Regions from separate parts of the Homo sapiens genome. Here region 1 is linked to region 2. A link is a loop called in an ENCODE intact Hi-C map of the cell type or tissue named here. Cell type or tissue: PC-9. All regions are shown on one strand. Links, peaks and the distances in the headings refer to the core of each region. The heading gives the core; the rest is flanking DNA. Region 1 overlaps CTDSPL (CTD small phosphatase like). Region 2 holds the start of VILL (villin like).

Region 1 (5,376 bases), core at 99-5,098, 55 kb after region 2:
AGTATCCAGAAGTTGAAATGTTGACCCCAAATAGCCAGCATTTCTTAATTAGTGTGATATCTGCCCATGCCATATAACCAGTGACTTTTTATAATTCTTTCATTCTGATCTGGTTTAGATTCAAGACGGGGGAGGCTTTGGAACCATCCTTAACCCCTGGCTTCAGGACCCAAACCTCTGAGGTCTGCACCGATTCAGAGCTTCACATACTCACATTCCTGAGCATACCCACCCACACCCATACACAGCTTCCATCTCTCCTATCTGTGATCTGACCTAAAACTCCCAGCACCCCACACACCTCTACACAATCAAAGGAGTTCAGGACAAGATCAGAGTAGCTGGAATGTAGGTGGAAATGTTTGCTACTCACTATGAATCCATCCCTCAACATTCAAGTTTCTCCTCAAGTGAAGAAACTACAACTTGGTAGCTACAGAAAACAAAGGCTTGCCTTTCATTTCTATGGTGCCGAGCCAGCCTCTCACAATATAAATGTGCTGGCACAGGGGCCGGATCCCTGAAGACCCAGCATGATAAAATTTTCAGAAGAAAACTGACTTAACACTGACAAAGATTCTTTGCTTGACCAAACTTCAGTCAGACTCCTAAACTCCTAGGTCCACCTGCATACTTCCTTGTAAAATCCAAATTTAGCAACATCCCTGCTAAATCAGTTTAGCAAGAATCCTCCATCCTCCATATCTGACTGCTCTTGATACATAATTGGTTTCCTCACCCTCCACCATCTCCCAGGTGATGACTGATCTACCCTGGCTTGTCTTCATCAAGAATCCTGTTAGTTCAGTGCCTCATTCCATTTAGCACTGGTGTAACAGAATACTTGAAACTGGGTAATTTATAAAGAAAAGAAGTTTATTTGGCTCACAATTCTGGAGGTTGAAAAGTCCAAGACTGGGTAGCCCAGCTGGCGAGGGTCTCGCGCTGCTTCAACTTATGGTGGAAAGCACAAAGTGGAGGGGGTATGCATAGAAGGAGGGAGGGCAAACGTGAGGAGGAGCCTTTCTTTATAACAACCTACTCTCAAGGTAACTAATCCAGTCCCATAAGAGCAAGAACTCACTCAGGCCAGATGGTATTTACTTACTCATGAGGGATCTGTCCCTGGGACTCAGACAGCTCCCATTAGGTTCCACCTCCCAACACCACTACAATGGCAACGGCACCCCAATATGAGCTTTGGTGGGGACAAACCACGTCTAAACCATAGCAGTCAGATAAGCCACAAGCCCCCCTACCTCTGATGTTTCTTCTTAGCAGTTTTCTATCCACTGACTCCCATCCTACTCCTTGGCTGTGAGTACTCACTTGTCCATGCTGTATTCAGAATTGAGCCTGGTTTTGGACTGATGTCTCTTTCCTTCTACTGCAACAGTTTTCAATAAAATCTGCTTTTGCTGCTTTAACTACTGCCCAGGTCTGGTTTTCTCTGACAACACACCAAATGTACTGCTAATGATTCAAAGCACCAAAAGCCTGCCCTCAAACTAGCTTCTTTCTCATCACAAGAGCAGAACTAAGAAGGTAATCCATCGCAGATTTACATTGTTCAAGTATTTATAGCAGAACATTAAACATATGCTCTGTACCAAGCATCAGTGGGGACATCAATGCTGTTAATGCTACAAAACTGAACACTGAAATTGCCCAAGTGAAGGCTATTTCTTCACATGTGGGAAGGTCAGAGCCATTACAACCTTAAAGAAATCATAGAGTTGAATTCACAACTACATTATTACGGAATAAGCTAAACACCTTTTTTTTTTTTTTTTTTTTTTTTAACTGGGGAGAGGAGGAACTCTTTCTGAAGGCCAGGGACATTTAAATGAATGCGCCATTTCTTCTCTTTGAGAATTGGGCCGTAATCTCTGGAATGCATCCCAGGGCCGTGGTTTGGAATGGGTGTCTAACAGGAAATTCTGGGCAGTCTATGCATACATTACATTCCTTTCCCACCCTGAAAGAGTGGTCAACAAACACAACTGTCCTCTGTTTGAATAAAAGGGGGAGTGTTGGGAGTGGTAAGAGGCCAGGGCACAAACCGCACAGAGTTCAAAAGCAGATGTGGCTGCTGAGAATCCAAACATCCTTTTCTTCTAGAAAAGAGACTCAGTCACTAAGAGTCACCTTTTGAGATACCCAGTCAGTCCTTCTCCTATTTCCATGAGATAAATGTCCCCAGGGAATTCCTACCGGACACTCTATAAAAGAAACGTACCTTTGAAAGCTCATTTTCCCACTGCAGTACTGGCAGTAGTCCCTCCAGCAGTGACAAACCAAGGGAAGGAGCAAGGCTGATGGCTTAACAATGGTCAGGAGGGATTCTGCTCTCATCTTCCACAAAGGCAGATGTGTTTCCCCATCCACTGTGGGTTCATAACAACCCACATTTGTTGAGTGCCTTATTTGTGTGTGCAAAGCCCCTGACATAAATCGTTTCTGGTCTTCACAGTATGCAATACTGACATGACCAACCCATTTTCCGATGAGAAAACAGAGACTCAAAGTACCTATTCTCAACTATGCATCGGGATTGCTGGGGTTCAAAGCCAGAACAACCTGACTCCAGGGCTCCCAGCTTTCCCACTTGCCCCTCCCTACCTTTCCCTGGGACTCTTGTAGGTTTTGATCTAATTTCCATAGAGAAACTCTGAATCTGAGGCCCAATGCTGCCTGCCTTCACTCCAAATGCCACGTTTGAAAACTACTCCAGAACAAACCCATAATACTCCTGGTAGCCTTATTAGATGATGCCAGACAAGGTCCCACCACACCTTAAATGTACCCAGGCCACCAACCTCTCACTAATTCTGCTTCTCAGAAGAGCTCCTCTGCTGGAAATGCCCTTCCTTGCCTCAGCACTTCCCTAAACCCCTGTGACCAAGGTCACATAGCTTCTAAGTAGCAGGGCTGGACATAAACCAGATTTGTATGAGTCTAGAATCTGAGCCCTTAGCCATCACTGCACAGAGTCTGTTTATAACATTTAGAGCCAAAATAAGTAACAGAACAAAGGATGTGAACAGATAATGCACTTAAGAGGAAGTAAAGGTTAAAATTTAACAATAATCAAATAAAAGAAGTTTAAACAACAAGGCCCCGTTTTTTTTTTAACCTATTAAATGAATAGAAATGATAAAAACATATAGACGATGGTGGTGAGATTTTCATGGCACAGGCCCATTCACTCACATGTTGCTGGTTGCTCTGTAAACTGGGACAATTCACTTGAAAAGCAGTTGAGTAACGTGCCAAAGACTATGAAGTATTCATGCAAACAATATGAATGTCCAACAGAGTAGGAATAGTTAATAAAATCAGCACATAGCAACTGGAGGGAACACTGTGTAGCCACAAGAGATGATCATTATGAAGACATGCGGGGAAGTGTCTGTGGTCAGTATGAGATGAAGCATCTCAGGCACATGCACACATACCCTATGTCTGTAAGTCGGTAATGAATGTCTGTACAAGCTCTGGAGGGTAGGCTCCAGGGGTACAGGGACCTTACCTATCTTGTTCATATCTGAGTCCCCTAGGACCTAGAAACACGTTGGTATAAAATAGGCCTCTAATAATAGATGTTTACTGAGTGAATGACTATATGGACGGAAACACAGAACAATGAGAATGACTGATATATTCAAAAGGAATAGCTCCTGTTATCCTTCCAGAGATAGCTCAAAGAGCGCCACTTTCCCAGGAATCCCTCTTGTCTACTGCAAGCCTCCCTCCTCCAAGTAGTTTTAACCTACGCCATCCACATATGGCCAACCCCCTATTTGGGGAACCCAATTCACAGCTCCCTGCTACTTTTAGCAAAGATGGTAACTCTTGCTTCCCATAAAATAATTAGTGTAAGTTTTCAGAAGGAGAGATTATGTAAAATATACCAACATGTTGAGTGTGGCTATTTCTGGATCACGGGGCTAAGGTGATTATACTTTTCTATTATTTCTAAATTCGTACAATCTATATCATGTTTATTATGGGAAAAATCTAGTAAGAATTCAAAAGTGTTTGTTTCTACTTAATAAAATGTAAACATTTTCACATATCATGAGATATCATTGTACCATCTTTTCTTTCTTTCTTTCTTTTTTTTTTTTAAGAGAGAGGGTCTCGCTCTGTTGCCCAGGCTGGAGTGTGTGGTGCAATCATGGCTCACTGTAGTCTTGACTTCCTGGGCTCAAGCCATCTTCTCACCTCAGCCTCCTGAATAGCTGGGACTACAGGCATATGACACTGTTCCTGGCTAATATTTTGAATTTTTTTTTTGTAGAGAGAGGGTTTCCATATGTTGCCCAGACTGTTTTCTAACTCCTGGCTTCAAGAAGTACTCCCACTTTGGGTTCCCAAAATATTGGGATAACAGACCTGAGCACCACACCTAGCTACAATCTTATTCTGATTTATTCCATCATATGGACATATACTGTGCCATAATTAAACTAACTTTGGACATTTATGTTGTTTCCTTTAAAAATATACATCACAGCAAATGCTGCAATTTGTTTGCAACAGTAATACTAGGAACAATCTAGTTGTCCATCAATATGAGACTGGTCAGACAAAATAAAATATATAATACATCCAGTGTAGAATATTATACAGGTGTTAAAAAGAAGGATGCAGCTCCATATGTATTCGTAATAGTTAATAATTATGTAAAATGTGCCAAGCTCTATATACTTCATGTATCTTGACTCATTTAATACTTACAGTCATTCTATGCCTATGAGGTAGGGACTATTATATCCATTTTATAGATGAAGAACTTAAGGCCCAGAGAAGTTAGAAAACTTGCCCAAGATGACTTAGCTAGTAAAGAGTGGAGTTTGTTCAAACCCAGTGGTCTGTGCTCTCAATCTCTGCACTATATTGCCTACTGAGAATGGAGCATACTCCAAGAGACAGTAAATGAGAAAAGCAAGGTGCATACAGTAGCTTGCTAGGTCCATGTAGCATGCTACCATTAACCTCTAAATACAAAATTAAATAAAATTTTAAAACACATGTATATGTACAATCTTATATGGGTAAAGAGTATCTCTGGAAATATTTATAACTAACTGGTTGTCCCCTGGGAGAGAAATCGGGAAAATAGAAGACAGAACTGGAAGGGAGAGGAGAATGATTTTTCCCTCTAATCCCTTTTGTATCTTTTGAATTTTATATCATGTATTAAAATAATAATTCTGTATCATGCATTATTTTAAACTCCAAAAATAATACTGCACTGAGCATCAGTGAACATAATCTTTTTTTTTTTTTTTTTTCTTGAGACAGAGTGTCTTGCTCTGTTACCCAGGCTGGAGTGTAGTGGAGCGGTCTTGACTCACCACAACCTCCACC
Region 2 (5,376 bases), core at 301-5,300:
ATAAACACAGGCTCTGCAAACAGCCACAGGCTCTGCAAATAGCGATTTAGCTTGCTCGAGTCTGTGCTCTGTGGTTCTGCGCGTGCAGAGAGGGAGAGAATGAGAGGGCAGTGAATGACAGTGACATGGAATGAGAAGTACCTGGGGGAAGGAAGGGACCCTCACTTCTGTCGATTTTGTTATGTCTTGGCACTTCATATTCAATTACCTGAGGCTTCCCTGCACCACTCCTTCAGAAACCTGTGTGTGAGGTTTGGTCCAAAAGTCACTTCTTTCTGAATCTCTCACTCAGGGTGACCCTGGTGTGTTAGTCCTTCCCTCCTCCCCCTCCACTCCCACTGTGTCTTATCAATAGCAGGAACACCCTTGGCTCCAGGCAGAACAAGGTGAGGGGACAGAGTTACAGAATCAGGTGTGGCACAATAGGTGTCATAGAGTGGCTCACATTCCTTACACCTTTGTCAGGGCCCCTGGTTTGGCCCTGGTGAGTTCACAGTACACTGTGGCAACACCCAACATGTAGCCAAAGAAATGTGGGAGCGGAGGAGGCTGTGGGGCAGGGGAGCAGGGGCAGAGTGGGCTGTCCTTCTAGGGGGTTAGAGCTGGGTCCGTCACAGCTCACAGCTCCTCCCGACACCCTATGGAAACCATAGGATGGTTGTTGGCTATGGTCTCCCTCACCAGAGCAGCAGATTCCTGAAGGCAGGGGTTTGTCTTGTTGTTTACTGTGGGATCCCAGCTGCCCGGCCCCCAGCAGGTACTCAGTAAGTACTTGTTGAATGAGTGAAGTGTGCTGCCCTGCGACTGGACTGAGTGAAAATGAATAGAGAAGGGAGCCGTCCGTGCACCCTAATTGCCCCAAGAACTGTTGCCACAGTTGATGGCCTGTTGGTGTGACAATGACATGAGTGACAGGCAGACATAGTGGCCATGAAAAGGTGATCTCAAGCAACAGAAAACGTGAGGACATTGGGTGACAAGCAGGATGTCCACCAGTGGTGGCCCCGTAGAAGGACACTGAGTAATAGGCAGAAATAGTGACCAGTGACAGTTACCAGAGGCCCAGGCAGGCAGTGACCAGAGGTGCAGACAGAAACTGTGAGCTGTAGCTCATGGAAGAGTACAACATGGTGACAGAGTGCCAGAAAGACTACTGGATGGCCTCAGAACAGTGTCAACCAGGGCACATGGGGGACTGGAAAGTCAAACTGGCAGCCAAAAAGTTGGGACTCGGCTGGTGTCACTGGGAGAGGCAGCATCGCCCCCAGGGGTCCGGGAGCCCGTCTGATATCCAGCCCCAGCCCGTAGAGCCAAGCCCTCAGCTGCCAGGGCTGAGGTCGCACTCGCATGGCACCTGTGTTCATTCTCTTTCACCTGGACTCCAGGGAGGAATGGGTGCTCAAAGATTGGGGGCCTCCTCCCTCCCCACAGTGCCACCTCCAGCCTCCCAAGCCCTCCTGCCCTCTTTCCTCAGGGGAACCCCCCACAGTGCCCCCTCCAGCCTCCCAAACCCTCCTGCCCTCTTTCCTCTGGGGAACTCCCTTTCACCACCTTCCCAAGTGGGAACCCTCCTATCCCTGGTCCTCTCCCTTCTCCTAGAAGCCCTCCTTCTCTTCCCTGGGGGTGCACTTCCTCCACTCAGGGCCCCTTTCTCTTCCGGATGCCCAATTCCTTCCCTGGTTTCCCTTTCTCTCCCCATGCCCCACGCCTCCGCTTTTCCAGGGTTTCCCTCTGTCCCCACTGGGTGCCCCTGCCTCCCCCTGGTTCTTCTTTCTCCCCTCTGATTTCCCCTCTCCCCTGGGATCCTTCCCTTTTTCTCCCATTTTTCCTCCCCAGGCACCTCCTCCTTTCCTGGTTCCCTGTCTTCCCCTACACCCCTCCCTCTCTCCCTCCCCACCCTCCTCCCCAGGTCTTTCCTTCTCTTCCCCAGGCTCCCCTCTCTTTCCCGGGGCACTCCCTACCCGCTTCACACACCCCCTCTTCTCTCCCCCTGCCCCTCGTGTCCCTGGGTGCCTCCTCTCTCCTCGCTTTCTCCCTCCTCCAGTGCCTCTTTCTCTCCCTACAGGAGCCCTTCCTTCTTTTGTGGGTACCTTTGAAGGGAGCCCGAGATTACCTTGCTCAGTTTCCATGGAGCAGGGAGTGGTGCCGCCCTCTAGAGTGAGGGGAAAGGAGGATGGGGCCAGGGTTGGGGGCAGGCACACTGAATTTGTGGGCCACGGACTTCCCTGCCCATCTACAAAATCTGCCACTTTCTTCCCCTTGGGCTGCCGGCCACAGCTGCCCTGCCCCATCAGTGTTTTCACCTGCTGGGCTGCTGCCGCCTCCCAATTCTGCCGCGGAGGCTCTGTGGCCCTGAGCCCTGGGACCCTATGCTCTATGCCCTTGACTTGAATAGCCCACTCTGCCCCACTGGTTCCCTGGAAACCCCCGCCCCCCAACTCTCTGCCCAGGCCTACCTGCTGGAAACTGCTCCCGCGCCTTCGCCCTGCCTGTGGGCAGTGCTAGGCCTGGCACGGGGCCAGTCTCTGCCTCCCTACTCCTGGTCCCCACCACTGTAACTCAATCCTAGCTCCTGCCCTGCAGGACACACCCCACCACACAGTGCTCAGCGGGCTAGGCATTCACTTAGTCAGCCAGTCAACAAATATCGAGCAAGCCGTCGGGACCAGCGCCCTCCCCAGGGCTATGGTTAAGTCTCCCAGGTCTCACTGCCTGGGTACCAGTGGCCAGAGAGAGCAGGGGATGGAGGCCTGGACTGGGCTAAGAGGTGGGGTGTGGAAGATACTGGGATTTCCTTCTCTGGAGTACTAGATGGGCCCCTGATCCCTCACCCGGAGTGGTGGGCTCCGCCTGGACCAAGAGGGCCAGGCCACTCCAGCAAACTTTAGGAGGAAGTAGGACCAAGGCTGGGGGCTGTGGGGTCAGGCTCTGTGAGACCCAGCTCACTTCAGGAGGGGAAGGTGGTCAGGGCTCCCTCTAGATATTTCTGCTGTCCCTACCCAAATGTGAGCTCACTGCCTGGCACAGCCCTCCTCAGGGAACCCTGATACCCATCATGGGAGAGGCCAGTCCAGCTCTTGCAGCGAAGACACCTCTCCCTCACCTCAGCTGCCACTCCACTGCCACTCTCTCTCTCTCACTGTGGGGTGGAGGGGCTGCAAACAGAGCCTTCCAGAAACTCCAGGGGCACAACCTCCTCTTGGCGGCTTAGGGCCTCAGTCCCAGCCAAGGCCCAGCCAGCGTGGGCCATCCCATCAAAGCCACGCTGCTAAAGCCTGCCCACTGCCCAAGACCCTCTCCCTGTGTTCAGTCTTCACCCCACAAAGGTCTCTGTTACAGGGGTCTGGGGACTTGGGGACTCGGGGGCAGTCTGTGTCCAGCAAGACCTACAGCTAGTGTGTGACTGTGTTTAACAGACACAATGCAGGGTCCCTGTGTGTGAAGGGATGCCTGTGTCACAGGCATTTGGCTCGTCCCCATGTGTGCCATTGCCTGTCCGACCTCATGTGTGTGCCTGTATCCTGGCATGTCTGTCTGATCCCCACTTGGGACAGGGACCCTGTCTGTGACAGTGGCAGTGTGTCCACTGTACCTGTGCATACCCGTTTCCCTGTCCCTTTTTGTCTCTGTGCCCAGGAAGACTCTGTGTCCTCACTTCTTCCCACCGACTCTTCCCCCATCTCCCCTCAGCCCACCCGCTCTGTTTGTTCTTGAATTCCCTGGCAATGGCTCTTTCCTAAGTCACCAATGCCCGCTGTCAACCAAGCGGCAGTCAGTTCAGTCACCATTGTTCCTTCCCCTCTCACTCCACCTGTCTCCTTCAGGCCTCTAAATGGCAGCAGGAGCAGAGCTTGGGCCTTCACTCCTGTTTGTTTTCCAGTTTCCTTCCCAGTTCCAGTCTGAAGGCTGCAAATAGCATGGAAACGCCAGTGTCTCCCTGACCCAACTCCCCCGAACCTTGCCCCGGCCTAAGTCTCCATCTTCCGTCTGTCACATCTCTCCCAGCACGTTTGGTCTCACATTTAACATCGCCTCAGGCCCCTCCCAGATCTACCCTCTCTGAGCCCCAGGAACACGTTCAGTGTGAACATCCAGAGGGTGCTTAGGCCCCAAACCTGGAGTTGCCCTGATTTCTCTCTCCCGCAAGCCACTGGCCCGTCGGCAGCTGGTTCATGGTGGATCCTGGGCCTGGCCCTCCCTCTCACGCCTCCTGCCTGCTCCGGAGCCAGCCTCCCTCTGTGTCTCTGGGTCTGCCTGGCCGCTACGACCATCCTACCACAGTAGCCAGAGGGATCTTTTTTCCTAAGATTTAAAAAAATTGTGGTAAAATATAAAAAATCTTTTTTTCACAAGATTTAAAAAATTGTAGTAAAATATACTTAAAATTTACCATTGTATCCCCTTTTTATTTATGTATTTATTTGAGACAGAGTTTTGCTCTTGTTGCCGAGGCTGGAGTGCAATGGCATGATCTTGGCTCACTGCAGCCTCCGCCTCCCGGGTTCAAGTGATTCTCCTGCCTCAGTCCCCTGAGTAGCTGGGATTACAGGCATGCACCACCACACCCGGCTAATTTTGTATTTTTGGTAGAGACGGGGTTTCACTATGTTGGTCAGGCTGGTTGCGAACTCCTGACCTCCAGCGATCCACCGGCCTCAGCCTCCCAAAGTGTTGGGATTACAGGCGTAAGCCACCACGCCCGGCCTGTATCCACTTTTAAGTATACGGTTCTGTGGTGTTAAGGACACTCATATTGTTGTGCAACCACTGCCACCATTTCCAGAACTCTTTCATCTTACAAAACGGAAACTCTGCAACTCTGCACCCATTAAACATAGACTCCCCATTGCCCCCAGCCCCTTGCAACCACCATTCTATTTTCTATGATTTTGACTAACTAGAGGGAAAATTCAACCTCAGAATTTAACCATAAACCCGCTCACATCACCCCCCTCCCCAAACCTTCCAGTGGCTTCCACTAAAACTGGGATGAAACTCTCAATGGCCGTTCCCGGCTGCCTCTCCCATCACTCTCCCCATGGCTTACTGTGTTCTGGCAATATGATTCCTTGTGTCCCTTGAAGACGCCCAGGTCGTTGTCTGCAGACCTTTGCACTGCAGGCTTCTCTGCCTGGAAGCCCCACTCTCTATATTCCCGTAGCTGCTCCTTTACTGCATTTAGGTCCCAGCCAAAATGGCAGCCCCACAGAGGGCCCTTCCCGCCCTCCTTAGCCACAGCAGTCTCCCTCCTCAGACATCACCACTTTCCTCATCGTGGTGCTCCAAGAAGCTGGTCTCTTTGCTAAGTGGGATCTTTGGTTAGTGTCTGTGTCCCAGCTGGACTGTGAGTCACTGTGGGCAGGGCCTTGCTGTTGT

Evidence for each region. Hi-C counts contacts between places; a loop is a spot of excess contacts. Peaks named below come from ENCODE experiments on the same cell type or tissue, not always from the same donor. Only the 100,000 strongest peaks of a DNase experiment are listed, where the experiment ranks them.
Region 1: it touches region 2 in a loop (5-fold over the local background); 4 of 110 quality-filtered maps call a loop at or near these places.

Annotation. Positions count from the first base shown.
Region 1 is chr3:37,933,082-37,938,457 of GRCh38, reverse strand. All of the region lies in intron 1 of CTDSPL (CTD small phosphatase like), which reads right to left. Among named protein-coding and RNA genes, the nearest start is that of MIR26A1, 34 kb to the left of the region's middle. RefSeq lists a cis regulatory region at 3,072-3,085 and an enhancer at 3,007-3,151. In PC-9, for the core only: no CTCF peak of the experiment used is centred there; a DNase peak (open chromatin) is centred at 1,977; H3K27ac peaks cover 4,197 bases.
Region 2 is chr3:37,987,910-37,993,285 of GRCh38, reverse strand. VILL (villin like) reads right to left here and starts at 2,500. Exons shown (of 20, transcript NM_015873.4): 1 at 2,457-2,500. RefSeq lists an enhancer at 194-488. In PC-9, for the core only: CTCF peaks have their summits at 2,522 and 2,725; DNase peaks (open chromatin) are centred at 425 and 2,585; H3K4me3 peaks cover 2,598 bases; H3K27ac peaks cover 2,639 bases.